Regions from separate parts of the Mus musculus genome. Here region 2 is linked to region 1. The links are chromatin loops, found by intact Hi-C in ENCODE. Cell type or tissue: heart. All regions are shown on one strand. Each heading gives the region's core, and the rest is flanking DNA. Links, peaks and the distances in the headings are about the cores only.

Region 1 (15,690 bases), core at 3,293-11,292:
CTATCCCACAGACACGGAGTCCCCAGCTCACAGGGTTGCTTTGAGGGCTTCAAGGCACTGCTGTATGTAGGCTGCAGGGAGAGGTGGCAGCAGGTAAAGAGCCATTGTCCTCACGTTTCTCTTCTGTGCTGCGTGCCTGAGGGCCTTGGAGTTGGACAGATCCCCGATAGACAGATAGGGACTGGGCCTAAATAGATAATAAAGATGGCAGATTTCCCTCTTCCTTGAACTCCTGACCTGACACAAAGGCCTATCAGCCACTTTCCTGACTCCTGACCAGTTTGACAAGGTCAAGGCCCCAGCAGGCCACGCCTACCTCAATGTTGTCGGCCTATCAGCTTCCCTGTCTTTTGTCAAGCTCACCAATCTTGACTTAAGGGGATGAGGACATCTCAAAGACCATCAAACCCCCAGCTCTCAAAGAAAGACAAGATTTGGGGGCCCAGAGTGTTCCCTCTGCCCTGCCAGGAGGGTCTTCCTGTGTGCTGTACTCCGTGTGCACTTCTTCATCTCTAATAAAAAGCCCACCCCCTTAAAAGTTAACGCCAGGCCAGACTAACTAACTGTGTCCTCTAGAGCTGCACTCTCAAATCCACTAGACTCACAGAGCTATCCATATTTAAATGAACAAATGTGAACTAAACTGTAAAATTTAGTTTCTAAGTCAAAGGTGTCCAAGATGGCCGGTGGCCATGGGATAGCACAATCCAGAACATTCTACTATCACAGAGCATCCTACTGGACAGCAATGCCCTAGATGCTTTTCTTGGTATCTCAGATGTTCAATGTTATTCACCTGTTCATCATGCCTGCTGCTATAATGGCCCATTGACTATATCACTGTTAGTCAAACAGGAACAAGCAAGGACCTTGCTGCCTGCCTTGAGACCCATCTGCTTTGTCATCATCCCAGGCTACGCATCATCCAAAGCCTTCACATTCACAACAACAGGATCTCTACTCTAAGAAGGCTGACCTGGCCCTTCACAGAGAATACAGCATCCAAACTCTACTCCCAGCCCCACTCCCGTAGGAGAAGCTGCATATCACCAACCCTGTCGTCAACGGTTGTCGGGCTCTGCTGGGATCCACAGGCTTGTGTCACACCTCACTTCCTAAGGCTTCTGGCTGACTTACACCCCTGCCCAAGCTGGTACGGCAGCCCCACATCTCAAACTGCTTCTTTGTCTTCAAAGGCGGCCATGTTGCCCCCAAACCCTTTCTTGGCTCAAGAACGTTCCCCACTGTGGACAGACTTTCCTTCTGCCTCAAAAGCTGACATCGATAGTATAGTGCTATTTCATGAAGCAAGGCCCTAGAGATGAGCCCACTTCTAAGGCAGCGCACAGGAACATGCGTCCCAGCAGCAGCGCACTACAGCCAGGTGCTGCCATTATTTCCAGCCTTCAGTTCCAAGGTGCTGCTGTTGCTACTTCAGACTGCAATAATGTGTACAAACAATTTGCACTCTGGAGTGGCATCTAAAGGGCACCCGGGGTGGGGGGTAGCGCGGAGGGAGGAATTAACAGTCCCAGAGAGTCGCCTTCTTAAAAGCCTCCAAACCCACCATCTTCATTCAAGAAGACACCGGGTCACTGCAGAGGGTCTAGCCTTTGTGAGATCTGCCCAAGCTATGCTAATTAGAAATCAAATGCTGTGTGTCTATTGATTATGTGGCTTTCTGGTGGAGGAGGCTGGAAAGAAGAACCAAGATCAAAGCAACAAGAAAAGTGGCAAAGCATTCCGTACCATTGGCCATGCCAAGCTGGAAGACGGCGTTCACCAGCACACCGCCTTTCCGGAAATGGTCACTCATGTGTTCCAGCCAGCTGGCGTCTAGACTGCTCACTGTCTGGCCGTTCTTGGAGACCTGGAGGGGGATGGTGACAGGGTAGTACTGCCGACATTTCTGCTGGCTCTTCGGTCTGTTGAAAAAGGCGAAGATCTCCATCTCTGTTGGGATTCATAGAAAGGATAAAGAGAGAGGTTAGCCCACAGAACCAATTTGCTAAACTGGGTTCAGCGCGTTCTCCCTGGAGCCCGGGAATGGTATCAGCTGTGAATCCCTGAGGCCGTTCTCTTGCCAGATAATAAAACTCCGTTTTCAGCAGTAACTGAGGCAGGCTGCTTTTGGGGAGTAGGGCCTTGGAGCTTGTGCTTTGGATAGAGGCTGTTGGCTTTTTGTTTTGAGACAAGGTCTCACACCCTCCAGGCTGGACTCAAACTTGCTATACAGTCAAGGGTGATCCTGAACTCAGGGTCCTCCTGCCTCTGAATTACGGGGATATGTTACCATACTCAGCCGGCATGGTTCTGGAAACGGAACCTAATTCACACATGCTAGGCAAATAGTCTACATCCCTAGCTGGAACTAGGTTTTGAATCTGAAATATAATTGATAACTCAGAATTAATTTACATTGTTAAGCATCTGGAAGAAGTGTATTTCTAGAAATAAGTAAGAAATAAGTGTTTGTGAAATAAGATGTAGAAGTTAGTCATAAAGGGGGTGGTGGTGGTGGAGATTCATAAAAAGAAAAAAAAAACACTTCCCTAATTCCAGGAACCTTTTTACATCCCTGAACTTGCTATTTATAAACTGCAGGAGAGTTTCCTGGGGCCAAACCCATAATACTCAATCAAGTACATCAAGTACATTGATATGTAAAAATAAATATGTTCCTGTAAATGGGGGTTCCTGCTTGGAGGAGCAGGTCAGCTCAATCAGCCAGGCGGGCCCTGGGTGTGAAGCTGGGAGCTCTCCACTCTTTCATTTATAGCCCAGAAATCAATAATCTGCAGCAGCCCGCCGCTGACTGCACCTGCTGTTTATGCTGCCAGCCACAGCTAGCGGGAACCGCGGCCAGCAGCAAATACCTGGAATTTCAGTATACACTGGAGAGAGTCTATTTTTTCACCATTCATTTAGTCAAGCCAAAAGAGCTGGCCCAGCTTGGAAAATGTTGCTTGCACAGGCTGGTTAGGAATACGCACTGGTTGCCAAAACATCGTTCGAAGTGATAAGGAAATCCCCACCATCTCTCAAACAGAAAAGGTCATACACAATGACTTAAAGGTCATACACAATGGCTGGCATTAGGGAGAAGCACAAATCATACGTGTGTTTTGGACATGGGATGACGCCTGCACTTAAACTCTGGGATGGAGGCTCCCAAATTTCAGGATTGGGCCATTTGGATGTTGTATAAGTACTAGCTGGTGTGTGTGTGTGTGTGTGTGTGTGTGTGTGTGTGAGACCTTACATGTCTCATTTGTCGCTTTTTGCCTCTTGCCTTGAGATTCAGCCTCTCACTAAGCTTGCCACTCAGGCTAGACGGGATGACTAGCGAACTCTCAACTTCTCCTGTCTGCATCCCTCGATAACTGGTTTACAGGCATGTGTAGCCATACCTCGCTTTTTTACCTGGGTCCTGAGGATTCAACGCTCAAGCCCTCGTGTTTGTACAGGAAGCACTCTTATCTAGGGAGCCAACTCCACATACACTGATTTTTTTTTTTTAAACCTGGCCCAGTTTCCTTTATTAAAATAAAAGGATTTTAAAGGAGAGTTTGTTTCTGGAGCACAGAACAAACCATCCCTGCTTGCTGTACTGGGACCTTAAGTTACGTAACAATCGGGTTCATTCTCAGAGCCCTGAAAAGCTTCTCACGTAGGAGCTTCATTCTAGCACAAAGGAAACCTCCCAGCCCCATCTGATCAAGCATCAGTGAGGTCCCTGAGTTGTGAGACCTGCTGTCACTAACCGCTGAACTGACAGGGAGTTTCATCAAGCTATTCCATCCTACAGAACCAGCCACCTGAATTGTATACAGCCCATGCAGTTCGGTCCTTAGCCCTAGCCCAACTTCCCTTCCAGTCCACCTGCCTGACCCAAGATGCTGTATCGACCCCAGAAAAGATTTCAAACAAGAAATCCGGCCCTGGTGCGTGCAGATGCAGTCACCAGACGATGAGAATGGGGTGCCAGAGGAAAATGTGTGAAGTGAGGACCCAAGCCAGGGAATGAGGCTAGGGAGGGAATGGCTGGGTGATGCAGCATCATCTTCTGGTCCTGGGTGCCTCAAGTTCAGTACAAGCAGCCAAGAGTCTGATCTGGTGTGTCTTAGGATCCTTCAAAGTAGACCCTCCAAGCTTTCCCATGCAAGCAGCTGACACTGCTGTAATACACATCGTATGGGTTAGCGGTCATGCTATTTGAGCTCACTGAGAAGCTGAGTCTGCCTGCCCCCATTTCAAATCCAAGCGTGCTTGTCTCAAGCGTCCACCAGGAAGAGTTGTCTGGGAAGGGGCTTTCCTCCCAACTCTGTGATGGAGGAAAGAACAGCCATAAGGCTGGAGAGGGAAACATTGTCCTTTGAGAAGAGGCAGATGCCAGCTTTTATCAACAGACGTTACTATTGCATATCCTGTGATAGGAATGTGCCCACAGCAGGGATGAGGAGCCAGTCCAGCCGTGGGAAGCTAATCTGTGGACAGGAAGCTCAGCTGGAATTCTGCCTGCCTGCCTCAACTTCCTCCACCAATTTCTGTTGATGTTTTAAGTACCTGGATTAATGACATTTTGTTGTCTGTCTGTCTGTCTCTGTACCTACTTACTTACCTATCATCTATTTGCTGTTTATTCTTGCTGCACACTTAATAAACTCACCCACTCAAACCAAAATCATGGCTATCATAGAATAATCTGCAGTGTCTACAGAACAAGAGATGATGCTGGGAAGACAGAGCGAGCAGGGATAGAAATGAGGAGATGCAATGTTAGTGAGCAGTTACCACAGGGCAGCTGTGCCTCATCAGGGACACAGGTCCACTGGGACAATGTCACCTTAGTTGCATCCACTAAGGACGAGACAACTGAGGTACCCATCCACTTGGACCGAAAGTCACTTCTGAAGCACTCCTGGCCAGAGCTGTCCACAGGTTTGGTCCAGAACATGGCCCTATAGTCGGTTACAGTTAGGCACAAATGCAACAGGAGCAATTGCTCAGAGCTGCTGCGTTGGAAGAAGGAAGTGGGAATTTGGTCGTGGTCACAGCTGGTAGCACTTGAACACACAGAAGACCATCTTCACTCACGGGGTGCAGTAAGAATAAGCACCAGTCTCCCGAAAGCGTCACGCAACAGAGAATGAGTAAGGCCGAAATGAGAAGTGAAGAGGCTGTGGTGGAGGAGGGCGGGAAGGACAGCTAGGTAAGGTAGGAAGGGCTGGCAGCAACTAGGCTTTCCAGGCTCCAACCTCCCCAGCAGCCTGACACAAAAGCACATTTCTCAGGAAGGAAGGGAGAATGGCAGATGAAGAACCACAGAAGAATCAGCAGCGATGGGATACCAGGAGAGGCCTGATCTCACACAACCCTTTAGTCAGATCCACTCACAGGGACACCAGCCAAGAGAAACTACCCCCAAAACCACTTGCTTCGATGCTCTCGTGTCCCCCAAACTCCGACACATTTCGAGTGTGAGCAGGGACCAAGGATTCCGAGGAGCCCCAGGTTTGTTTCAATGTTCTCTGTTGTTCTATAAGCTACTATGATCCCAGCTGGAAGCAATTTCCAGATGTGGGAAAGTCCCAAAGGAAGGCATTGTTTGTGAGAATGGCTGAAGGACTAGGCTGGCAGAGCAGCCAAAGAGTACCAGACTGTCTTCTTGTCCTGCCCTGTGACATGACATGGGGCCTCGCCACATTTCATTTGGAACTCTTATGCCTTCCAAGGTCCCTGTACCACGGTGAATGTCTCATGTGTTTGTGATTGACACGCGCAGGATAAACGGAGAACATGGAGACCCGGGCTGGGGACGGGCTATGCCATGCAGGCAAGCATGGCAAGGGAAAGGTATGCTGTTCTCAGGCCACATGTGGGCCTGAGCTGAGCTATAGTGTAGATAGAAGCTTGTCTGCATTTATGGAATCAGAGAGCTGCAGCTTGTGAACGAGCCACAGGGATGGCTGGATTTCAGTGTCCAAGGAGAGCTGTGGTTCAGAGGAAACAGAACCGAGAACTGAGTCTGAGTTGTGGGCACCATAAGCCAGACTTGGGGCAGTCAGCTGAGCCTGGAGAGCCAGGCATAGCTGGGTGGGGACTGCAAGCTGCTCAAGACATGGGCAGGGGGAACTGAGATGAATGTCTTCTATTAAGGCAGGGCTGCGGGTGCAGTGATGGGAAGGTCCACTACATCCCTGAACCTGTGGAAGGCTTCTCACTTGTCACAGGCATGGTGCCAGCCCAGGACATCTCTGAGCCAGCATGAGGCCACCTGACATGGCAGCTCACGACAAACCCAGCAGACCCAGATGTAGGTACCTCAGCCAGGTGTGACCTCCCACGATACCTGATGCTCTCAACTTCCACGGGAGGTTCAGGTGTATCTCTCAGAATCCCTGACAGTGAGTGGCAGAGCCTGGGATCTTTCAATCCTCTCAGACTCTGGGCTCATGCCCCATTCTTGTAAGAGGTTAATTTAATAGAATACAAAGTAGATGCTGGTAGCCATAGTTGGGGACATTTGTTCATGGACTCAGTGGGAGCCTAGAGACGTCGCACCAAGTGGCTCAGGTGGAGGAGGCAGAGTGACAAGGTCTAAGTACCTCCATAAACTCCGGGAAGAAAAATACACAGCACAACCACCCCAGGCCTCAAATCTGACTGCCTGGCACAACACCCCTGCTCTGCCTAGCACACCCAAGTGGTTCTTGCTTCTTGATCAAAGGTATTGTAAGGGGTACTGGGGTGTATCTCACAGTGACTTCATATCATCAGGAAGTCCCCAGGCAAGAAGTCCCCAATTAATGAACAAGAAGATCCAGAAGGGTATAATACCTGGACCGCCATGCAGGAATGGGGACAGTCCACCTGCTCTCCCTGCTGACACTAGCACCACAGTGCAGGAATGGGGTCAGCCCAACAGCTCTCTCTCTGAACATCTGGACCATGATGCAGGGATGGGGTCAGCCCACCTGTTCTCCCTTTAACATCAGCACCACAATGCAGGGATGGGTCAGCCCAGCCATGTTCCCTGTAGCTCCTTTAAGACCACTGTGAACTGTCCCTGACTGGATCTACTGCTAGCTGCTTCCTACCCAAGGGAGGCAATTTCTGCAATCCTTTTAAAGTGTCTTGCTGTGATTGCAGAAAGAGACTTAAACATTACAACCTCTTTAGGGGGCAAGCAGACAGCTGAGCAGGGTATGGGATGGTGAGGCTGGGGTTGGGTGCCCTGTGAGTGTTTTTCAGGGCAGGGCAGTGAACAGACGCCCCAGAGAAGGAAACAAGCTAAACTCCCTAGGGAAAGGCTCAGGAGAGAAGCTGGGGTCAGATAAGGGCTTTGACCTGTGGAGACAGGGTCCTTAAATGTCCAGCCTTCAGGAAGGGAACGGTCCTTATCTGTGAGCTGGGAGCCACAGTAGCATCTCCTGTCATAGTTGTGGTGAGTGTAATCGAGATAACACCTGGGGAAAACTGGACCAAGGCCCTCCACTAGCAACGTGTGTCTACCAACTAATTTGAAAAGGCTGGAGATGGAAGGAGAGTGCTGTGATTGCTTGCAAGGCAGGGTGGGGGCTGCTGATATGCACAGAGAGAGAGAGAGAGAGGGAGAGAGGGAGAGAGGGAGAGAGGGAGAGAGAGAGAGTGAGAGAGAGAGCACGAGCTGTCTACTTGGGAGGACTAAAATGGGCTGTGTGGCTCAAGCCCCTGGCCTGTCTCCAGCTGGAAACCCCCTTCCCACGCACTGTTGGACTGAGGCCTCCGTGACACATTAACCCACCAGTGACCAAAGGATTTGAATTTGCAGAAAAGGACAAGGACCCCAGGAAATGGAGACTGCAGGCCTAAGTGCTCTGGGCATTACAGGAGGGTTTGGTGTCAATCTTCAGCCATAGTAGAACCTGGGCAATGGAGAGAGAGAGAGTCAAGGAGCCCTAGAGCAGAAATAGGGCACTGGACATCTGGGAAGGGTTCTAGGAAAGGGTTAAAGGTCAAACCCAGAAAGTGAACCTTCTCAAGGTCTAGGAGAAAGGTGGGTTCTGGAACACAGTCTCCACACTCCTGATAGACTCTTGGGATCAACTGTCTCATTTCTTCTTAAAAGGATTCTGTGAGGGGTAGCACTGTGCAGCCAGGGCCCTGAATAAGAGCTCCCATGGGGATGTTAGTGGCATGTATCTGGACAAGACGACCACCTAGCTAGAAGGTGCACACAGACATGGGTTTTCTCTCCATGGTGCTGCCTGTCTCCCATGGCTGCTATGCCTCCCTCCCGGGTTTCATGCCTGACCTGGACCCTCATCTTCCACATGGCTCTACAGTCGCCCTCCCTCTCAGAATTTAGTATGCTCAGCCCCCCAGCCTCACGATGGAGCTTGTCAGACCCTCACACCAGATCTAAACCCAAGCCACCATCAAGGTGAGACAGTAGTCTACCTCAGCGAAGTGAAAAAAACCCTACCAGTATCTCTAAACCAAAGATCAAGGTCTTGAATAAATGATAGCTCTACTGTATTTCAGAATTGAGGCAGTCCTTTCAGGGAAACCCTGCCATTAGATCTCAGATCTGACCATCCCATCTTTTTTTCCTCAAGAAGTGCTGACTTAGCAAAAAATAAATAAACAAAATAAAATCAACTCACTGCCCCTATTCTCAAGCAGCCAAATCACTTGCAAGAGGTCAATTTCAAGTGTTTTTAGCTAATACAGAGTAGAAATGGTGACTGGGGACATGGTATAGAAAGGTCTAAACAAATACACTAAGGCAACTCTGTGGGTATTCTATTGTCAGGCAACTTATGGTCACCTTCCTAAAGCCAGAGAGGGCCCCACTGCTAACATAAGGACCCACACAATGGATGGGATTTCCAGGCAAAAGTAGAGAAAAGGAGACTATGAGAGTTACAGAAGGCTTCAGGAAATCTTTTCATTCTATTACACTGGAAAAGCCAAGTAGAGTGGAGGCATGGGTGGTGTCAACCCTACCTGCCGTCCTATGCCAGGGGTGCCAGCTCCCAGCCCGGAAGTGGTAAGAGAGCTCACTCATAAGAGTGCGTAGAGAATAGAGCGATGGCCCCTTTAAAGGATGGCAGAGTCTGGTAACTGGGAAGTATAATAACTGCTGTCTGTTATGGGTGGGTTGCTACATGACATCATCAAGTCATTAGCACTGACAGAGAAGACCCACAGTGGTGACAAAGCATTTTCTCCATGGTGCCCATCTGTCAACTGTATGTGCTTCTTGCATTCAGAATGCTTCCATCCGAGCAAGCAGAGCCATTACTCTCTTGCGTGGTACGCCCTCCTCCCTGCTTTCTCACTCCCTTGTTTAGGCAGACACTCAGAAGCAGAACGCCCAAGCTCACTGGAGAGTGGTTCACATTCTCTGTATGGGTGTGAGGGTGGAGAAGGTCCTGGCCATCCGGGAACACTGACTGAGACTATTTCGTCTAGAAGCCACTTTTGGAGTCCTCGCAAGTCAGTTTCACTGGGCTCTGTTCACTCAACATGGTCCACAGCTGCAGTTGGTAAACAGCTGTGTAGCCCAGACAGCTACTTGATAAACTTTCTCTTGTCTACTGTGTCTTCATACTAATTTCATTTCCTTTTCCCTAAGAGGCCCTGGGGAATACTAAAAAAACCTCTCTTTAAGCAGGTCAGAACTCCTGGCATTGAACACTTACTCCTGGAGGGCAGCTCTTCAGGCCCATTTGAGGGGTCGCCCTCTGATCTATCCAGTGCTGGCTGCAAACCCCGCAGTGGAAACTCGCCAGCCTCATTCTCTGCCGAGGGAGAGGGAATGCCAGGCTGCTGGGCACTGGGCACGTCCCCTGTGGATCCTGGTTTGGTCTCCGGTCTTCGGTTCACTCCTGCAGTGGCAGCATCCGTCTCTGCAGCCTTCGGAGTATCATTTTCCAAGGATGAACGGTCCCCTAAGGTGCATTTCACATCCCTGGCATCTTCAACACTGTTGGCAACAGGCTTGAGACGCCGGCTGCCTGCTGAGCTCACCGAGGGCTGGTACTGGGGCACCACGCTAACAAACTTCAAGCCCTGACTGGCGGCCTCCTGCACCTGGGAGACAAAGGAGACAAAGGGGATTTTGTAAATGGGACACAGCTAGGCACTGAGACCACTGTGGATTCCCAGTGTCAGCACAAGCTGCGGAGGCCTAAAGGGTGGGTCTCACTGTTGAAAACACTTAAGCATTTGGTTATTTATTGAAGAGTCTCTCTCTCGTGTGTGTGTGTGTGTGTGTTTGTGTGTGTGTGTGTGTGTGTGTGTCTATGCCATGCTACACCCATTTATGAGCTGCCTGACACAGATGCTGAGATCTGAACTCAGGCCTCTGCAATAGCAGCAGTTTTACTACTTAGCTGCCTCTTTACTGTTGTTGTTTATATAATTTTTGAGACAAGATATCACTGTGACGCCTCATCTTGCCTTGAACTACAGATCCCCCTGAGCCTGCTTCCTCGGTGCCATAATGTCTTTTTTTTTTCCTTTTTTCCTCTTTGGTGAGTGTGTACAATGCCTATGTATGCACTTGAGTATGGACACCAGAGGCCAATATGAAGTATCTGTCCTTGATCGCTTTCCACCTTTATTTTTGAAAAAGAATCTCTCGATGAAACTCATCTATTTGTTTAGGCTGACTGACCAATGAGCTCTAGGGAGCCACAGCTCCAGGGCCCAGCGGTAGATTACAGCATGCATTGATATGTTCTGTTTTTAACTTGGGCTCTGGGGGTCCTGACTCAGGTCCTCCTGTGTTTGTGGAACGCGCTTTACTGGTTGAGCAGCTCCCTCAATGTTCTAATCTCATTTTTCATGAGTCTGGACAAAGGATCTGACAGAATAAGCTCAAATAGAATTTGAAGAAGGAAGTTCTCATGGTGACAGTTTAATTTTTCTCCTCCACCATCCCAGGAGGCTAGAGTACAAACTCAGCACAGCTGCCCCACAAGCCCTCACTGCTGGGTGGCAGCACATGATCCCAAGAGCCCCCTTTTGAAGGCAGCACTTTAGGCAGAGGGCCTAGGTGGGGAATCTGATGGGCATCCTTCCCCGTGCTGCCTGCCCTTAGGCCTGAGGGAAGCCATGGTACCCTCGGAGCACCCAACCCTGACCCACAGCTAATACTGAGCCCTTCGATCCCCAGTCCATGGTACATATCATCTCACGCAAGGAACCGGAAGCTATACCCTCTCACTCCCTGAGCTCAGAAGAGGAACGTGACCATCTTTCTACAAGGTATCTTGTGACACATGAGCACTCCATGAAACCAGCCCCAGGCAGTTGAATTTAGTAGGAAGGACACTGAAAGAATAATTAGAAGTAATCGCATAATGAATCCAATCAAATCAGCCGAAAGTAGGAGGTGGTCTTCCGGAGATTTCCCCGGCAAGGATGCTCAAGCCCTGGGACCAATGAGCAAGGAGGAAAGTCACAGAAATCTTAGTCTCTGACTGCTAAGTGCATGATCTCAGGAGCCCTCAAGGCTTCTGCAGTGCTCAGCTATGATCAGGAATCAGCAAGAAGTACCAGCATGGAGCTACTGGAGAAGTGACCTCTGCGGCCCTCCTCACACCAACTATCCTATGTTAGTTAAACTGTGTCATCTTGGTTCCACACAGAATATTCCAGAACACAAAATCTACACCAGTTGCAGATGTACCCAAGTCTTTTATTTTAATGAAAGCAAGACTAGCAATAGTAGACCTACTATGCACCCACTATGGTCTGGGCGCTGTGCTGACATTTACATCGTGTTCTGTGTATCATTGTCTCCATTTTAGGTGAGGCCTGGGGGGTTGGGGGGGAGTTGTAAGCTCGCAGTGGGGAGTTACAGTTCACAGCCAGGCTTGGGCAGAAGCAGACTTGAGACAGAGTCGGAGCCTCTCAGGATGTTAAATCTGTGCACACCCGCCCTGCACGCTCGGCTGTTAGCTTTCTGTTACTATGAGCAAAAACCTCAGGAAGAAAGACAACTTCATCTTGGCTGTCACATTCTGGGGTTTCAGACAGGGTGAGTGTAGAGTGTAGAGTAGCTCTCGTCCCTAGCTGAGAGACAGAGAGACAAAGACAGAGACAGAGACAGGAGTGTAAGTGTAGAGCAGCTCTCCTCACTAGCTGAGAGACAGAGACAGAGACAGAGAGACACAGAAGGAACACCTGCCCTTCTTACATTTCTTCACTCCCCCTATTCTACCCAGGTCCCCAGCCAATCCAGTGGTGTTACCCACAACTGCAGTGTTAGCTGTTCTGGAAAGAACCCCCTCAGTAAACACACACATACACACGCACACACACACGCACATGCACACACGCACACGCGCGCACACACACACACACACACACACGCACACACACAAACATACACACATGCACACGCACACATATACACACGTTCTACCATCAGCTAGGTGCTCCTCAGTTCAACGCCAAACAACCACTGCACATGTATGTGCACAGGCCTGCTTCTGGCTCAGATTCCTCTTCAAAGGTAGATAACGAGAAAGTGGGAGCGGGGAAACGTCTCCAAAGTCCTTCCTTTTAGTTATTGATCTATGATAGTCACCTAGTTTTGAAATTATTTTGGAAAGCTTCTGAAAGATACCACAAACTTTAAAAGAAAAGAGTGAGGAGACAATTACATTAAAGACCCTTCGGCTAAGGAAAGCCATTCCCCACAAAGCAGAGCTCTCAGTTTCTGAGCAAAATAGACAAAGGAGAAAGGGGAGAAGTTGGGCAGGGCTCATCTAAAGTGAGCAAACAGCTTGTCACAGAGAAACATCGCCTTCCTTAATGGAAGTTTACGGTGAAGCCATGGCAATGGCAGGGCCTGAAGGCATTCAGAAAGACTGAGCTGGGTGCCCCGGACCTGTTCCTCAGTGATGTGGAAAATCACAGAAGGTGGTAGAAATTTTCAGAGCCTTGATGTCATCTATAAGCAGAAAAACCAGGAGCCTCTCATAGCAGACAGCATGTGGTAAGTGGACAGATCAGGGCCTAGCAAAGGTACTAGCGCTGGCAGAGATTCCTGGACTCTTCTGTCAGTCTGGACCTCTGGCGGCCACACAGAGACTGCTGGGGCCATCGGGCAGAAAGAGAGAAGAGATTCTGCACTCAGCCCATGCTTACCTCAGACCCTTGTGCCCTACACTACTTTGTACTGAATTCACTCTTAGCCAGGGTTCTCAAAGCGAGGTCCCTAGGCATCAGTGTCCCCTGGGATTTAGGGCGCATTGTGGATTCTCAGATACCTTAGACCTACTCAGTCAGCCATTCTGAGCTGAGCTCTGTAGGTCAGGATTCTGTCCAGGATATTCCTGTGTCTACATGCTGGAGGGCCCTCTGCAGCAGGTCAGGGGTGTTCTGCATGGTTATGTTCTCAGTGATGGGACGACGATCTGTTGGGCAGGCATGCTTACTGCATATCTGCATGTGTGTGAACACCTGGCATGCATGAACATGCACGTTCCTTCACTTTCATTTCTCTCTCTCAGAAAGTCGTATGACCAAGTCTCTAGTCAAACAGAGTCCTGTCTGTTTCTCATTTTCTTGTTTGTTTGGTTTTTTTTTTTTTTGTTTTTTTGAGACAGGGTTTCTCTGTATAGCCCTGGCTGTCCTGGAACTCACTCTGTAGACCAGGCTGGCCTCGAACTCAGAAATCCGCCTGCCTCTGCCTCCCGAGTGCTGAGATTAAAGGCGTGCGCCACCACGCCCGGCTTGTTTCTCATTTTCTCATTCTCTCAACTCCTTCACAAAACAAGTCTCAGAGGCTTAACAATGGAGGGTAGGCTGGGTATCAAACAGGCTTCATCTAGGGCCCCGGGCTCTCCTCAGGCCCCACTTTCTCCTGGTGACTCTAGTCATGGAGTTTCAGCACTGATCGTTCTAACCACTATCCACATTTGTGCCTTAATCCCGACTGCCCTTGTAAGTCCTGACCAATCCAGCCAGTGACCACAGCTGCTGGACCTCTGAATCTGGAGACACGGCTCTCTCCCTCCTCGGGTCCTCCCTTCTGTATCTACCCACACACATTCAACCACATCCTGCCAGATCCATCCCTCACCATGCTACACACAGCCAAGGTCACCTTACTCCACCTCTATAGCCAAACAGCATGAGGACATCATACCTTGTCACAGTCTCCAAGAGATGGAGTCAGTTTGAAGACAAAGTTGTGAGTACTCTGGTCACCTCAGCTGTGAAGCTTCGAGACTATCACATGCACAATCACAACTGTAATGAGGCAAAAGAGCAATTCACACTGTCTAACTCTCCTATGAAATATGTCTGCATGCATTCTATTAGGCCTCTAAAACAACCCCTTACAGCAGAGGAAGCCTGTCAGACGTCCCAGAGCTCTGAAGCAACACCAAACTCATCCTGCACACCCTGGACTGAAAGTCTTTCCCTGACATACACAGCCTTTGCTGAGAAGCCCACGAGATGCCAGCCTAACTTTATGTACGCTTGCGCCTGCCCCATACTCACTTCTGTTGTCTTTGGACTACTGGGTAGGTATTGAGAGCTAAGCACTGCCGTTTGGATTGAGCCATGACTTAATCCAATACTTTCTATCATGATAGAAAATCTCCATGGTAACAGAATCAGAATGTCAGAGAAAAGATATCTTTTGAAATTTAACTATATAAGAGTCTTAATTTATTGAAAAAGTCAACTTTGGTTACATAGTCAAGGAATAATTTTTAATACACACACACACACACACACACACACACACACACACGACATTCCCAAGATATCTTAGATGAACTGGAGGTTGTTCAGTTTTAGAATGTCTATCTATATTTAGAGCACATATACCAGCCACAGGGAAGCCACTGAGAACTGGGACAGGGGTCAAGTTCACTGAGTAAGTCATCACAGCTGTGCATAACATGGGACTGTTATTACAAAGCCTCTGCTCTCACACGAGATCCATGGGACAAGACCCAGTGCCACAAGCAAAGGTCAGAGACAATTTCAAGGCTATCATCTGAACCCAACAAGAGAGGTACCAAAGTTAATTTTGTCACCCTGTCTATATACTACGGTGATAAGTTGTTTGGTAAAACACTATGCTAACTTAAATGTTGCTAAAGCGGTAATTATTTAAAGGTATGACTGACATCCACAACCAGCTGACTTTCCATAAAGTCAGTTCTACAAAGTAGTAGGCCTCAACCAATCAGCTGAAGGATTTATGGCCATGTGCCCTATACATTTAACTCCAGAACCTGGGAGGGGCTGGGTGAGGCCAAAGGGGCTGGGTTGAGAAAGGCTCCATACTGTTCAAAGGAAGTTAGAGCTACAGCTGGTTGACTTATTTTTAACAAATTATTGGAGTATCTAACTTTATGATGAGTCCGATGAATGCCTGTAAATCATCAGCTAATTAACACTGAAAATTAAAAGTTACTGCTTAAAAAAAAATTAAAGGGGTTTTATTTTTATCCAGAAGAATAGCTTCTAGCCATATGTGCCTATAAAATTAATTCAAATGAAAACATTCAATTCCTTAGTCATCAGTAGTGACAACCCTACTGGTTGGTATATATCTAGAAGATTTCTGTAGTGACTGAAAGTTCTACTTGGCATATAGCTGCTATCAAGCATGATATATTATATAAAATGGCAAATGGCGGTGGCCTAGAGAAGAGCCTCAGTGTT
Region 2 (15,690 bases), core at 5,143-13,142, 65 kb before region 1:
ATATCATTGTCCTTGGTTGTTTGTCAGGGGCAGAGAAGGAAACGCACTCAGTGCTGTTCCTATTCTGCGTGCCACAATAACCCAGGCACCTTTTCATGTAGAACTCAGCCCAGCTAGGGATCCTCTGACCCTTGTGGTGTGTGACTGTGGGCAGTGCAGGTTGGCAGACACACTTCCAGAGTGGCTGCAGAGGCTCAGAACAGCCAGAAGAACTTATGGTCATTAGCTCAATAGCTCAAGCCTCGGATCTGCCGTCACCATTCTAGAGCAGTCGCAAAATGAAATTCGTAGTGAGTACAACAAATACATAAAATTGAAGGGAAAAACCAAAACAGTCCCCAAAGCTCAGAGTCCTGTAGCTGTAATAAAGGAGTAAGCGAAGGAAATCGATCCGCAATCAAAGAATAGGCATTTCCTTACACACGGGCTTTGGCATATTGAAACTACAAGACAGAATGAAGCTGTCAGATGACTTACTAAGAGGAGAATTGTTGAAAATACGTGGTCTGCAGTGTAACCACGTAGTGTGTGGGCGACGGGTCATCTGTGACCCTTGTGGTGTGCTCTTCCAGAACCGTGAGGATGCTTGGTAACGTTCCGAAGCTAACCAAATGTGTTCTCTACCTTTGTTACTTTCTGGGAAATTTAGATCTGTGCAAAAATATCTCTGTTTATTTGTAAAAAGAGCCAGTGTTGAGGTTAATCAGGCTTACGTGTAGGAGTGTTCTGGGATGGCATTCCCAGAGCAGATGAGCACAGGGCAGAAGATGAATAATGAGGGTGGGTGGGCAGGGAAAAGGAGAAAACTCACCCTTTGAGCTTCTCTTTCTGGGCTTCACAACTGCCATGAACTAAACCGACCAGCCTGCTGTGCGCCTCCCCCACGGTACGTGCGTCCTTCACTACGGCCCAGAAACAATGGAGCCAGCTCACTGTGGACTACGGATCCGCTCAAGTTGGGAGCATAATCAATCTGCTCCTTGTAAGTTCTTCTCTTAGGGAGTTGTTGATAACGCCAATGAAACAGTTGTTGAACAGAGGTAAGCTGTGGTCTCAGATTGTAACAAACCAGCTCTCTCCAACAGAGTGCATGGGCCACTCAGACAGCGCCCTAATCATCTTGGTATTACAATAAGGCATGCTGGGAAGCCAGCACCTCAAATTAAAGTAAGCTTTCATTTGTATCATTTGCGAATTTTTGTGTTCTAAATATTCCAGCAGTGGCCGATTCCAAACTACCAGCAGAGAGTAGTTCAAGAAACAGGCAGGCTTTGCCATCAGCTCATAGGATGGCAGAGACAGGCACCACCAGTTAGTTATATAGGGTATCCAGCATCTCCAACCCTACACTCTGAATATCAGTTAGGTCCCCTGCTGCCAGCTTCCAAAACACCCTGCTTGTGGCAGTATTGACCCTCCAGGAACTTGTGCATTCACTGCTGGTGGCAGCTGTGGTGTTAAGTGACCTCACCAAACATTGGTACCTGGACAGGCCTATGTGACACTTGACCTGCATGCATAGCCTCAGGCTGCCTGTTCAGCTGCTCCAGCGAGAAGTGGACAGAATCTATTGGTGCAAGCCCTCAGTGCTAGTCTGGCTGGGACTGCCCAGGGCCTTACAATTCACAGCCTTGAGGATACTCCAGAGGCTGGCCTAGCCCACTCTGTCAGCTCATCTCCTCATCTGAGAGATTAACAAATGGCAAACAGCTCTGCAGCTGGGCGCATTTTGGCAGTACCACAGGGCTGTATCTTATGAGTCACAGGGTGGAACAGCAAGAGGCTTGCATGAGGGACAAGGAGGAACATGTCTCAAGGCCCTGGAAAGCTGAGAGCACACCGTACAACCTTGCCTGAGTAGTGATAAGCTGCAGAAGGTCAGCCCGGCAGCTTCACTTATAAGTAGAAAGCCATAAAGTACTGAAGGCTCTTTTCTTGCTTGCTCCAGTGCACACTGGACTCTGAAGAGGCTCTCACAGTGGGTGGAGAATTCTCTGATCCTCAGTTCACAGAAGCCTCTTGAAACCTCATGCTGATTGCTAGAAAGACTGGAATTAACACTTACCCTACTCCTTGCTTTCTGTCTTCCACCACTCACTCGGCATATCTCTACTGAGAACAGGAAGACAACAGAGCTGGGTATAAAAGAGGAACAGCAGACCTGCTATACAGTGCAATGAACACCAGTGAATTCCTATTTAAGGTATGGTGGGAGGGGTCTGTTAACAAACTAAGCAAGTCTGTGTAATGGCTATTGTTCATAAACAGCATGTGACATGACATGAAAGGTTGGAGGGGGACTTATGGTGCTAAAGGGTAAAAGCTGGAGCTCAGGGGACAAGAGAATAGAGAAGGGGTGTGTGTGTGTGTGAAAATGCCATAATAAAACCCATGATTTTGCATGCTAGTTTACATTTTTTAGAACCATATAGGATTTGAAAGTGGGACTAAAACTATTTAGCAGGATCAGTAGGAGAGGGGAAAGTGGGGTGAATGCCATCAGAATGCATGCTATACTTGAATGAAAATATTCTTGTAAAACTTTTTTCTATGTACAATGAATATATACCAATAAATACGTAAATAAGCAGGTAACATTCTTTTGTATGTTTTAAGTTCTCTGGAAGAGGAGAAGGCTTTGCAAGACTTAATCAATGCAGATAAAATTTAACAGACACACCTACCAAGGACAGTTAAAACCATCCAGTTAAGTTACAGGGTAGATGGGGCCTTGGTGGGGTGGGATTGGAGGTTAGTGGAATGAGGGAGTCATCAGGCTGAGGTGCTGGTATCTCACAGCCTAGCAGCTGAAATGCTAAGTCAGGAGGATCAGTGTTACATGGCCAACCTCAGCTATACAGCAAATTCAAGGCCAGCTTGAAGTACTCCAGAACCTGTCCAGACAAGCTAACATCAAAACAAATCTCTAGGACACCACAGATTGCAGAAGAGTCGTGAGACCTGCAGATGGATACAGGTGTCACAGAGAACAGCGATAGCTAGGCAGTCTGGACCACTGGGCACAGGAAGTGCCCATCAGTCACATCTCTGAATGTGAGAATTCGGGATAGAGAAGGTGTGAGCCTTGCAGCAGCAGGGAAGAACAAAGGAACAGAAGCAGTTACAAGATCCGGTTGGTGAAATCGCTGCTTAACTGCCAAAGCTTGAGAAAAAAAGAAAAAGCCATTAAGAAATCCTTTCTGCAAAGTGCCTTACCAGGGCAGTTTTCTGTTTGGGGCGAAGGTGTGGGTGACTTTTTTCATGTTGAATCTGCCTGCAGTGGTGGGGCTGGCTGTGGGAGCATGCTTAGGATTGCCCGGGGTAGAGAGCCCTTTCAGAGCGCTGCTTGCCTGCTTTGTATGACCTCCTTTTGAAGGCTTGTTCCTGACTCCAGCAGGCAGATGGCGCATGCTCACTGGATGATGGGAGAGAGCACCTGGCATTTTTGCCCCTCCCTAAGTGTGGAGCTGGGAGACAGTCCTCAGGTGGACAGAAAGTGACCCAAGCTCAGCTCAGAGCTGCTCTGGTCAAAGTTCTGTGTTTAGAGTTGGAAAAATCCACAAGTCCAGGGGCCAAGTTAGCTTAGCTTAGCTGGAGGAGCCAAGCAGTCTTGGACCCACAGTATCAGAGAACAAGCAAAGGAAGTGAACGAAGCCTGCACAAAGACAGTGCAGAGCTGGGACCCAGGAGGCTCTGTTGACAATTCTACCCTTGGGCTGGTAAGGAAGGGAGGTTGCTCATTTTTTTGCTGCTGTTACACATGTCCCAGGGTCTTGTGGACCTAAACACAAGCTTCTTCATCAAAACTTAAGGGGCCACCAAGTAGCCGCCATCTTGTTTTGAGTTTTGTCAGATTTTAAGCAGTCACCAATGGCTAGCATTCAGCTCTCTGCTTTGTGCTGCTATGTGACCAGCACTGTGCTGACACTAAAAAATATACATGGCAAACAGAGGTGGCTCTCATGTCACTAAGAGGTACAGTCTTAGATCGCTGAGTGTAGCCTGTCATTGACTAAGGCAATGCTATACAATGCATGGCTGTATTATATCCCGGATTCAGTAAGAGGGAGGGGGACGTGGATCTGAGGGGCTGCGGTTCACTGTTTATCCCGGGAAGACGCTGAGCTGTGACTTATCAATTGGCCCACAGAGCCTTAGCTGAGGGCTGGGCTGTAGAGTTGAGAAGAGACCCAGAAGCACAGCACATTGAGATGCAAGGCTGTGGGGTCAGCAATGGGGCTCTTCTGCCAACCGGAAAGGTAGCCCAGACCTCTGTGTGACAAGTTTGGCAGTGTCTGGGGACCTTTCCCAGAGAAGTATGGGATGGGAGCACAGCAAAGGCTGGCCACCCTGCCTTTGTCCCATCAGCACCATGCTGTGTGCCTGCTGTTGGCAGAGTCACCTGCCTGGAGATCCCAGCTAAGCCTTGACACCCTGCCCTCGCTTGCTGTCACCAACATGAGCTGCTGAGGTGGGCTAGGCCATGCCCTTTGTTTGTCTGCACTGTATCTCCTTTCAGTGCTAGGTGCTGAAAGGTATTTTGTGGTCTGTGGGGTAAGAATGCCCCTTTGCCCTTGCTGCCAGGCTGGGCCATATCTCTCTGGTATTCAAACTGAGGAAACTTCAGCTAGGGTAGCTGGCAACTTAGATTGCAACAGAAGCAGAGACTAGAGGAAACTTGGTGCTGAGCTCATACATTATCTCCTAGGCCCTTGACATTGATCAAGTCACTTGGCTGATTTTTGCTTCATATAAATTTTGCACTTGTATCTAAGCATGAGCAGGCGAGGATATCACTCTTGGGGGTTTGTAATGAGTAACACCGAATGAGTTGTCGTTCCTCATTTGCCTTGTCCTGCTCAGAAAGAATGTCAGGAGGCTGAGTGGGGCTCGCTGCTCCTTCCTGTGGGCAGGGACCTTACAGCATGAAAATTCACACATACTTGTACACACATGCACACACACATACACACAATGTGCACACACAAACTAGCAATGTGGGTGCACACACTCATACACACACGTTCATACACACTATTACTTGGGGGGAGAGAGAGAGAGAGAGAGTTAAGGGGCTTGGTAAAAATCCTTTAGGCGGCTGGAGAGATGGCTCAGCAGTTAAGAGCACTGACCGCTCTTGCAGAGGACTGGGGTTTCATTCCCAGCATCTGCTCGCTCATTCACAACCATGACTCCAGTGCCCTTTGCTGACCTGCGAGGGCACCAAGCAAACACACACATGAGACACAGGCAAACACGAAGGCAAAACATTCAAACATAACACAAAATCAAACAAACTGTATTAAGCTTACTTAAAAAGGAAGGGTGGAGGGGGAGAGGAAGTGGAGGAAGGAAATTTCAGGGAACATTCCAAATGCATGTCACCGCAGGAGGTAGCAAAGCAAGGCCCACATGTCCACCACACAGCTCCAGTCACAGTCATGTTCTTTCTGGTTTTGCCATGTCGCTTGTAAATTCTTCAGTGTTGTACAGAATATACCTGTAACAGATGAATTACTTCCTACAAGCTGTGTTGTCACACACCAAACAAGTAAGTCACAGTGAGTCTCAATGTCTTCTAACACCCGAACATCCTGTGTTTTCCTGTAGCCCATATCACACTGGATTGATATCGTGTGTGCCTGTGTGTGTGTGTGTGTGTGTGTGTGTGTGTGTGTGTAGGGAGAGGTCCACATCAGGTGCCTTCCTCAATGGTTCTCTACCTTATTGTTTTGAGGCAAGATCTCTCAGATGCCTGGGGCTCACCAACTCAGTGAGTGAGGCCCAGGGGTCCCTCTGCTCTGTTCCCCTCAGCACCAAGATTATCAATGTATAGAGATTTTCCAGATTTGACATGGGCACTGGGGATCTGAACTCAGATCCTCACACTGGCACAACAAGAAGTTAGTGCTTGGCTGGGGAACTCAGTGGTTAGGAGCACACACTGTTCCTATAGAGGACCCACGTTTGGTTCACACTGGGTTGGCTCACACGTGCCTGTGACTCCAGCTCTAGGGAGAGCCAGTGCCTCTGGACTCTACATGCACACAACCCTCACACAGATGTGAACAATGCACAATTAAAGACACCAACTTACATGAAGTAGTCGTCTTTTAAGTTTCTTTTAATAGGCGGTATCCTGCCCCACCTATTAACACAGTTATGTCCTTCCAAATTCCTTTGTTGAAGAGATTGTCTCTTTCCTTGTACAGGTCTGACATTTAACACCCAATTTACTGTCCCCACAAGGTGCTATTAACAAGGTCCTTTATCTTTTGTCTCAGTAAACAGGTCATTAAGCTATATCTGGAACTTAGGGTCAGAGTTCATCGTTTTTTGTTTTTTTTTTTTTTGCAAGACTACATCATTATAAAGTGCGCATGCTTCCTTTGTGGCACATAAGCCATGGCCCGTCTCACTGTTAATGTCAGGAAGGACCAGGGGTCTAACCCTTGTCCATCTGATCCATGTAGTATAAAGCTCTCCTAGCCTTTTACCTGATTGTCTTAGCAGCCATTAATCACTAAGGATTAATTACCCGTTTATTGTACTTCCTGAATGCATTACCTCTGATTATTCTATAAAGAATTTGCCCTCATCAACAAAATGAAATCTGCAAAGGAAAGGTGCAGGAACAGTGTTTTCTTTCCTTTATAAATTAACAAATTTATCAGTTAATATATTTTGAGTTCATACCGTAGAAACCACAAAAGATAAGCAGCGCATGCATGCGTATGTATTTGTGGTGTGTGTGTGTGCGCGTGTGCATGTGTGCATATGTATGTATGATGTGTGTGCACAGTGTGACAGAGGAAGTGGGTGTATATGTGTGTGAGAGTGTGCGTATATGTGTGTTTCATGCTGTCTCTACTAGCCCCTTCTCTGTCAGTGGCTCAGACTGAGTCAGGAGTTGTTCAGGTCTGTGACTCAGAAGGGACACAAACGGTGTTCTGACAGACAGGTAGGAGACAAAGGAACGGTCACATAAGGAACGCGTTTGAGGATGCACTGGTCAGCCCCGCTTCTGCTATGATGGGAGAGGTTAAGCTCTAACCAGCGAGCATTGACTTGGTAATGGGAAGGTCTTGGTGACCTTGATACATGGATATTGGGAGTGGATACATGGGAGTAGGCTTAGGAACATTTGAGAGATTACAATCAATGTGGAGGACAGTTCCAAGGAATTTTACTCCAAAGTGAAGTCCCTTATTTTAAGGGTATTGGAGAATATATCTCCCTCTAGGTCTAATTGTGTTTGTTTTATAAAATTCCACTGACAGATGAGGTTGCCCATAAGTAGGAGGGGGTGATTTTTCTTGCAGACTTTAGAAATCTTCACCTTGCAGGTTTGATGCTTATCTATAACATTAGTTATAGGGAATATCCTTCCTGACCATTTTCATTTGAGGGTTTCTATAAGCCTTGAATATATGAACATCTCTGTCCTCAAGAACATTTCTCTGACATTGAATCATTGAATGGGTTTTACACACACTTAGCTTTTAGACTATACTGTTCATATATGTCAGTAACGTATAAGTTTTTTTGTCTGAATATTTTAAATATAATATTTCTTTTCTTGTTGTCTTAAAGACTTAAATGTTTTATTTTTTAAGTGTGTGTGTGTGTGTGTGTGTGTGTGTGTGCACATAAGCTTATGTGCCCATGAAGGCCGGAAGAGGGCACAGGATGGATGCCCTGGGGCTGGAGTTATAGGAGGCTATGAAGTGCTCCACCCAGGTGCTGGGCACTGAACTGGGTCTTCTGCAAGAGCAGTACGATACATGCTCTTAACCACTGCACCGCCTTTCCAGCCCTCTTCTTGTTTTTGAAAAAGACTCAAGAAATCTTAACAGAAGTTTTAATGCTTACCCTGAGAGGTGAAAGAAGGCAGCAGAAAACTCTAGAACCATTCTGAACTCGATACCTGGTGGGCAACACATTTACATACAGGACAGGCTTTGCTGTATTAGTGGTGGAGTGAGCAACTGTGCTTTCTTCATAGCCAATGTGGGATTGGAACCTGTCTCTGGAGGCGCTCTCTTACTCCCTTCCTAATATACAGTCCATCGCTGACAGCTAGCCACAGGGCTCACCTCCAGTACCTGGCTGAGGATACGCCACTACCATTAGTAAGACTGGGGGCAGAACTCATGGGCTATGCTCTGCAGACCCAACGTAGGCAGTTCTCCTTTGTGTGACTGCTATCTTGTTCCTCATTGACAGCTCTCCTGAGACTCCAGTTTTAGAGACTGTTGACTCGTGTACATTGTTAGAGCCCTGGAAAGGGATCCACACAGAGGTTCTAGACAACTGCTAGGTAACAGCATTGGTGCTGTTTGTTACTATGAGGAAATACTATCTGGTTGCTAATGTTAATGTCTCCCTCGTTTCCCCGATCATAAAACAAAATTACTTTTTGCTGCCAAATAGTTCTTGTATCTGTGCCCCCATCTCTCCCATTGAAGCCAGCAGTACTCATCAGAAGGACTAAAACATCAGTCCTTTAGCTTGCCTTGGCCTTACATTGCAGCCACAGGGTTCATTTTTTTAAAAAAAAAATGTAAATCTATTGTCATTTTCCTACTTAAAACTGGCCAGTGTGTTTCTGTCCCCAGTCAAGATTGCTAGGAGGATAAACAGGACCAGAATCCTTACCAAGGTTCACAAAGCCCTTCTTATGGTCTCCTCGGCACCCACCACCAGAGTGCATGTTGATTGCTCACGGACATGTCAACACTAGGGTCTCATGAAGCCCTCCACCTCTGCTGGAGAGAGATGCAGTTTGCCTGGACAGTGCTGGGGCAGCAAGCACCTGCCAGGTTCCCGGAGTCAGCTCTTGAACACTGGGCCTGACTCTCTCAGTCTGGCGCAGAAACGGCAGCTATCTGCAGGAAGCTATGGTGAATGTTGCTTTACTTCCGTCTCTGGAAATAGGCCCCTCAAAACCCCAGCCAAAGGTCTAATGAGTCTTGTCCTGAGCTGTGACATCCTGCTTCAGACTCTACAAGCCAGGTACAGGAAGCCAAACTTCTCATGGGAGACAGTAATCAGCAGGTCACCAAGGGACAGAAAGCTGATCACAGGGTCCCGCCCTGCTCTCCTCACGCAGGGCTGCCATGACCTTCTTATGGGGCTCTGGAAACAGATCCTGCTATCATAATTGAGTCAGTAATAAGCCTGTTTGTCCACAGGCTTGGCATCCTTGCCTCTTCTTTCTCTTGTAGTCTGTTTTAACCCCTCACATCTTTACCTCTGATGCTGTGAGCCCCATGTGACAGAACCTGGATCAGGCTGCTGTCTCTCACATGCTGGACAGGGAGTACCCAGCACGCTGTAAGAGGGATGGGTCTGAGGTCAACATGGTCTTGCTGAGCATTTCCCAGTGTGGATCATCTGTGAATTTCTGTTTTCTTTTGATTAGAGGACAGACAGAACACAACATACTAGAGTTGGGTTGGAATGCAGGCACAAGAGGGTTGGAGATGCAAAGATTCCAATAAGGACCCAGCCCGTCTTTAACCCCATGTCACTTACTACCACTACCACAGCAATTTGAATTTCATAAATGCTGCTGTCACATTTCTGTTGGCTAAACTTGGTTGTACTAGGCTTCAGTAAGGACAAGCATCGCATCGCCATCACACTGTTTTATTGAAGCCAACGGTATTAATAACCCTGTCTGTCTTGAACGACTACACCAAGGAGGCTGGAGATGAAGAACCCAGGTCTCAGGCGTATTCAAAGGCCTGAAATGGTTTACATCCCATATGCTTGTGGTTCCAAACGATATGAGAGGTAGGAAATACTGAAGCCTACAGATGCCAGGTCAGATTAGTAGACCAGCAGGCTCCATCACTGCCTGCCAGAATCAATATGGCCCCCATTAGTCCTTTAGAAGCGTTCTCTGATGAGAATAACCTACATGAATTCCAGAATTAAAACACCAACACCAACAAACATCCTCAAATCAAGGAACTTAAGGAAGAGGAAAAGTAGCAGCTCAAGGAACTCGAAGATAATATTCAATAAATACAACAATAAGGCCGAATGGAATGACATAGACAGTCTAGGATTTGGGAAGCAAATTCAATGAAAAAAAATATTGAAGAAAACTCAAGCGGAAATGAATCGATCACCCACCTAGAAAAACACAAGGGAAAGAAGGCCTCACAGGAGAACAGAGTGACTGAAGGGTAGAATATTAACCTCGAGGATAAAGGAGAAGAATTAGACCGTACAAGTAAAGAATATGAACGTACTTTTTAAATGCAGGACAGGAACATCCATGAAACGTGGGACGCCATGAAAAGACCAAACCTGCGCAGTACAGGGATAGATGAGAGAGAAGAAACCTGCATCAACGGCACAGACAGGAGAGCAAACTTCCCCAAACTAAGAAAAGACACCAGAGGGATTCAAGGAGCACACAGAATGTCAAGTAGAAAAAAAAAAAAAATAGCTCCCCACAGCATATCAGCATTTAAACATTAAACATATAGAAAGAACAGAGAGTATTGACTGATGCAAAAGAAAAAAAGTTAAGTTACAGAAACAAACAAACAAGCCGGGTGTGGTGGTGCACGCCTTTTAATCCCAGGACTCTGGAGGCAGAGGCAGGCGGATTTCTGAGTTCAAGGCCAGCCTGGTCTACAAAGTGAGTTCCAGGACAGCCAAGGCTATACAGAGAAACCCTGTCTCAAAAAACCCCAAAACAAAACAAAACAAAACAAAACAAAAAACAAAGGTCAGAATAACAGTTGCTTTCTCAATGCAAACATTTAATTACTTATTTGTTTGAGACAGGGTCTAGCCTGGAATTAACTCTGCAGACAGACAGGCTTTGAACTCTCCAAGTTCTTACCTGCCTCTGCCTCCTGGGAACTGGGGCTGAAGACACACCGCACCACATTCAGCTCAATGGAAACTCTGAAAACAAGCAGAGCCTTGAGACCAGAAATGCCAACTGCAGACCCTGCAAAACTGTCTGCCATACTTATAAAAAGAAAAAAACTTACCATCATACAAACAGGCTAAAAGAATTCATGTCCTCCAGACCAACCATAAAGAGACCACTGAAAGCAGTACTTAGGAATAAAAAGAGGGATGAGCGTAGCCAAGGGATTCCAGAAGGAAAATAAATGAAGCTGTAATTACTGAAAGCCAAGGGGAAACTAAGAACACAAGCTGCAAACCAAACAGCAAAAGGACTGCAATACACACACACACACACACACACACACACACACACACACACACCTTTAAAGAATCACTTTACATATTAATTGCCTTACATGTCCAATTAAAGGGCACAGGCTGTCTGAATGGAAATGAGAAACAAAATGTATCTTTCTGTTGTCTCCAGGAAACTGCTTTACAGACAGGCCTCCCTTAAAGAGAAGGGATGGAAAACCACGCCCCTAATCAAATGGGACTAGAAAGCAAGCACTCATTGCCTGGCTAACCTCTGACAAAACAGACTTCAAACTGAGACTCATCGGAAGAGATCAAGGACACTGCGTTCTAATCAAGGGAACAATTAACGGAGAAGCACGGAGCTCAAACTCTGGCGTACCCAGCTCCATAAGACTTGGACTGCTGAAATGAAAGACACAGATTCGCATCGTGCTGTTAGAGTAAGGGGTGCCAATGCCCTGCTTTCTCTAACACGTCATCTGAACAAAAATATCAACAGAAAAACGGTAGAATTCATTGACCTCATGTCAAAGGGACCTAACAGATATCTATAGAATATTCCACCCAGACACCAAAATTCACATTTTAATCAGCAGCCCGTGGAAGCCTCTCCTGAATAGACCTCACCCTGGGGCACAAAACAAATCTCAAAAATTTCAGGGGGAAAAAAAAAGTAAAATAACTATTCTATCTGACCACAAAGTAATAAAACTTCAACAGCAAACAAGTATGTGCAGACTCCTGGAGATTAAGTAGTTCATTGCTGAATGACGAACAGGGCGAAGACGAAATCACAGAAGAAAGAAAAAAAATATCCTGGAACTAAACGAAAATAAAAACACAAGAAAATCTCAGGGATGTACTGAAAGCAGTCACACAAGGGAAATTCATAGCTCGAAGTGCCTTCTGAAGGAGCCAAGTGTGGTGGCACAGGCCTTTATCCTAGTGCTTGGAAGGCAGAGGCAAGCAAATCTCTGTGAGCCAGCCTGGTGTATATAGGAAGTTCCAGAACAGCCAGGGCTACACAGAGAGACCCTGCCTCAAAAAACAACCTAAATGGCCTTCAGCTGATAAACACGTGGTACATATACACAATGAAATTCTATAGACCTATGAAGAAAAAAAAATCATGAAATTTGCAGGGAAATGATAGAGCGAGAAAATATCACAGTGACCAAGCTAATCTGGGACCAAAAAAATAAGTGTTTTCTCTCATCTGTGGCTCCTAGCTCCAAATGTTCATATATGAGTATATGACTTGGAATATATGACCTGAACAGAAAACTAAAAGGGGACCTTGGTGTGTGTGTGTGTGTGTGTGTGTGTGTTGCTAGAGAGGGAAAGAGTGATATGATGGGGATTGGGGAAAAAGAGGGAAACTTTAATTAGGGGATGAGAAAATAAGATCTGTACAGAAGGAGAAGGAGGGAAGAGCAATTCCAAGGGATGTTTTGAAAAGCCAGAAGCAATTATGTTCTTGTTTATTTAATTAAAATTATGTATAATATATATAAGTCTACACGCATAATTATTTTTAATGAAGTTATGCCATGTGGGTTGATGATGCTCCCTGCAAGAGCCATAGACCATCTAACAAAACCTCAGGCATCAAACATGAAAAACACCCTTTCCAGCTGTTGGTCAGAGACTCCCACAACGATTTCAACCATTGCTGCTGCCTTTGGATGCCTCCCAGATGTCGGTGATAAATCCCTATTGCTGAAGACACCACGGACTTTGGACACAGGACTCAGAGGATTTTAATGAGATCAGACCTACAAGCCACTACCAGGAGGACTAGCTTCAATAGTAACAGCAGCCCTGTGGAAACTGCGAAGAGGGGAGTGGGGTGGGTACCCAATAATCCTGCCCAGCTGTGACACCTATGAACCACAACAAAGACCAGTCCTGCTAGGTACTCTGAAAGCTGCAATAGTGGCACTCACTCACCTTGGTGGTGACCAATAGTCTGGCTGTACATAAGGTCCACTCACTAGGACGGAAACCATGCCTCATGCTGGAAACCTAGCTAACCACCAGAGCTCATGAGGTCATGGGTTTTAGAGCAGAACCTACCATGCCCACATCACTGGACCAGCATAATTCTTACCTGCACTCTAAACACCTATCCTTATTCCCACAAGTAACTGCAGCCCTCATCAAAGATGCTTCTCTTTGAGGCAGATGGAGACCATGACGGAAAGCTACAACTGGCCAAAATCCAGAGAAGAGTAATGGTGGGTTGCTCAACCGCAGTAAATATCTCTACAAGACAACCCCTGCATCTAACCTTCAGGGAACAAAATGTTAGAAAAGAAGCAAGATAATAAGAGCCAGGACCAGGAAACCTGCTGAGACCGTGTCTTCCAGAAATGCTTGGGTGGGGGGCTGCATCCCCCCTGCAACAACATGGCTGCCAAAAGAAGACCTGAAGGAGGACAGCAGTGATAGAGATACTGACTTACAACCTCAGACAAACAACTCCAGGAAATCATACCCAGACATGTACTAGCAAGTAGACAAAGCAGGTTGTATTTGTGTGTGTGTGTGTGTGTGTGTGTGTGTGTGTGTGTGTGTGTAATCATGTAACAGTAATATTCCAAAAAGGAAGGCATGGATGTGAGAGGGAGCAATGGGGTACATAGGTGGGGCTGGAGAGAGGAAAGGGCAAATGGAAAATGATGTAATTATATTTTAATTTAAAATATTATGGAAAAAAAGAAAAATATATTATGGAACTACTCCTGATAAGTTTATTCTCACATGTGATTAAAAGATTTTTAAGCTTTCTATAATTCAGAATTAATAAACTTAGAAGTGTTCTGTGCAGAAAAAAAAAACCTGAAAAAAGAGAAAAGAACAGACAATTTTACTTACATTAAACATGGAGTCCATGGATGGAAAGGCATGATACTGTATATTGTTTTTGTGACAAAATCACATTTTAGTGATATTGGACTATGTAATAATATCCATAAACATATTTGTTTATGCATTTTGTTGTTGTTGCTGTTAACTGCCTCAGTTTTTCTAATGTACAGCTAGTTTGAGAACTTCTATGCTACAGTGACATCTTGTCAGAACCATCAGGGTGTGTGGGAGGGGAAAAGAGTAAGTGAAACCCCAGAAGACATCCCAGTATTGTTTGATAGCCTGATACTGGCACAGCACCCTGAAATCATTTTAAAAATTTCCCCCACAGCAAATAAAACATAAATGTTAGTTATTGAAACATGTAGCCAAAGCTGAGTGGCTGAAGCCATCTGGTCTGGGAGGCTGCCAACCATCAGTCACCCCAGCTCCAGGGATCTGACACCCTTCTCTGACATCAGCAGGCTTCAGGCATCAGACTGGTGCACAGACATATATGCAGGGAAACCACCCATACGCATAAAATTAAAGCTTAAAAAGATATGGCTGAACAAGGCTTTGCAGGTTTTGTTTTTAATAAACTTGGAAATGAAGAAGATTTTCCTCATTAGATAACTTTTGGTGAAACTTTAGAAACCACGGGTCTGAACCGACCTGTGCACTCTCGTTCACTGGATGGCGTCTGAAATCACTTTCCGCTTCTTTTTAGCAAAGCTTGAAACCCTGGTATGTTTAGGTAGCTCTGCTGTTTGTCATGGTCTACCACACTGGCAGGAGGTAAAAATGTAATCGTCACCAGGAGGTGAAGGGTTGACACCATGCTGGGGCCTCTGCCAGGTCATGGTAAATACTTCTCACCACACACTCAACTCAGGTCATTTATTGCTTTAAATAAACAAGAAAGAGACAGGGCTGTTTCCATCGAGACAACTGGTGTTCTCGCTCCATGGTTTGCCAGATGCTTCTACTTAAAGCCTTAACAACACGTTATGGACAGTATGAACATGTGACAGGCACAGCATACAACTCAATGACACATCAACAAAAACAGCACACAAGGGCACCCAGTTACCAACTGCTCAAAATGACAACATATTCATACATGTGTTGAAGACAAAATTTAAAAACAGTATTTTTTTGGCATTAATATTAACACAGGATACTTTCTTGAACATTCTGTAAGAGCCGGGGCTTAGGGAATTACCTGTTTGTTTCCAGATCACCAGTATCTATAGAACTACCTTAAGACAGGCAGGAGGCTTGGGTACCTCCTATTCTCCAACATCCTTGCCTTCCACAACAGCAGGGTCTCCAGAGCTCAGGTGGGGAAGGCCAGCCGGCAGGCTGCAGGGTTAATGTCACTATGTTCTTGCCCAGAGCAGCAGCATGTAGGAGTGAGCAGAAAAACCTTGGTTTGTAGCAAAGGATGTCCCAGAAGTTGACCCAGATGTGCCCTGGAGTCCTGTGGGGCAGTACAGGCACTATGGTCCATGCCCTTCCTTGTGGAAGAGGCGGACCAGAGTCGGGCCTCCAGCCCTGAGGTCTGGGAGGAACAGGCCAACTTTGCACTCTAAAAGAAGTGGATCATTAAGACAGCTTTCCAGTGGATGTGCAGAAAACAAC

The links. Peaks named below come from ENCODE experiments on the same cell type or tissue, not always from the same donor. Only the 100,000 strongest peaks of a DNase experiment are listed, where the experiment ranks them.
Region 2: it touches region 1 in a loop (2.2-fold over the local background); 3 of 42 quality-filtered maps call a loop at or near these places.

Annotation. Positions count from the first base shown.
Region 1 is chr17:50,045,548-50,061,237 of GRCm38, forward strand. Rftn1 (raftlin lipid raft linker 1) reads right to left here. Exons shown (of 10, transcript NM_181397.2): 5 at 9,690-10,080; 6 at 1,750-1,953. Among named protein-coding and RNA genes, the nearest start is that of Gm52302, 19 kb to the left of the region's middle. In heart, for the core only: no CTCF peak of the experiment used is centred there; DNase peaks (open chromatin) are centred at 5,094, 7,384 and 9,374.
Region 2 is chr17:49,978,327-49,994,016 of GRCm38, forward strand. It overlaps Rftn1 (raftlin lipid raft linker 1), which reads right to left. Exons shown (of 10, transcript NM_181397.2): 10 at 14,981-15,690. Among named protein-coding and RNA genes, the nearest start is that of Gm52302, 48 kb to the right of the region's middle. In heart, for the core only: no CTCF peak of the experiment used is centred there; a DNase peak (open chromatin) is centred at 8,985; H3K27ac peaks cover 1,194 bases.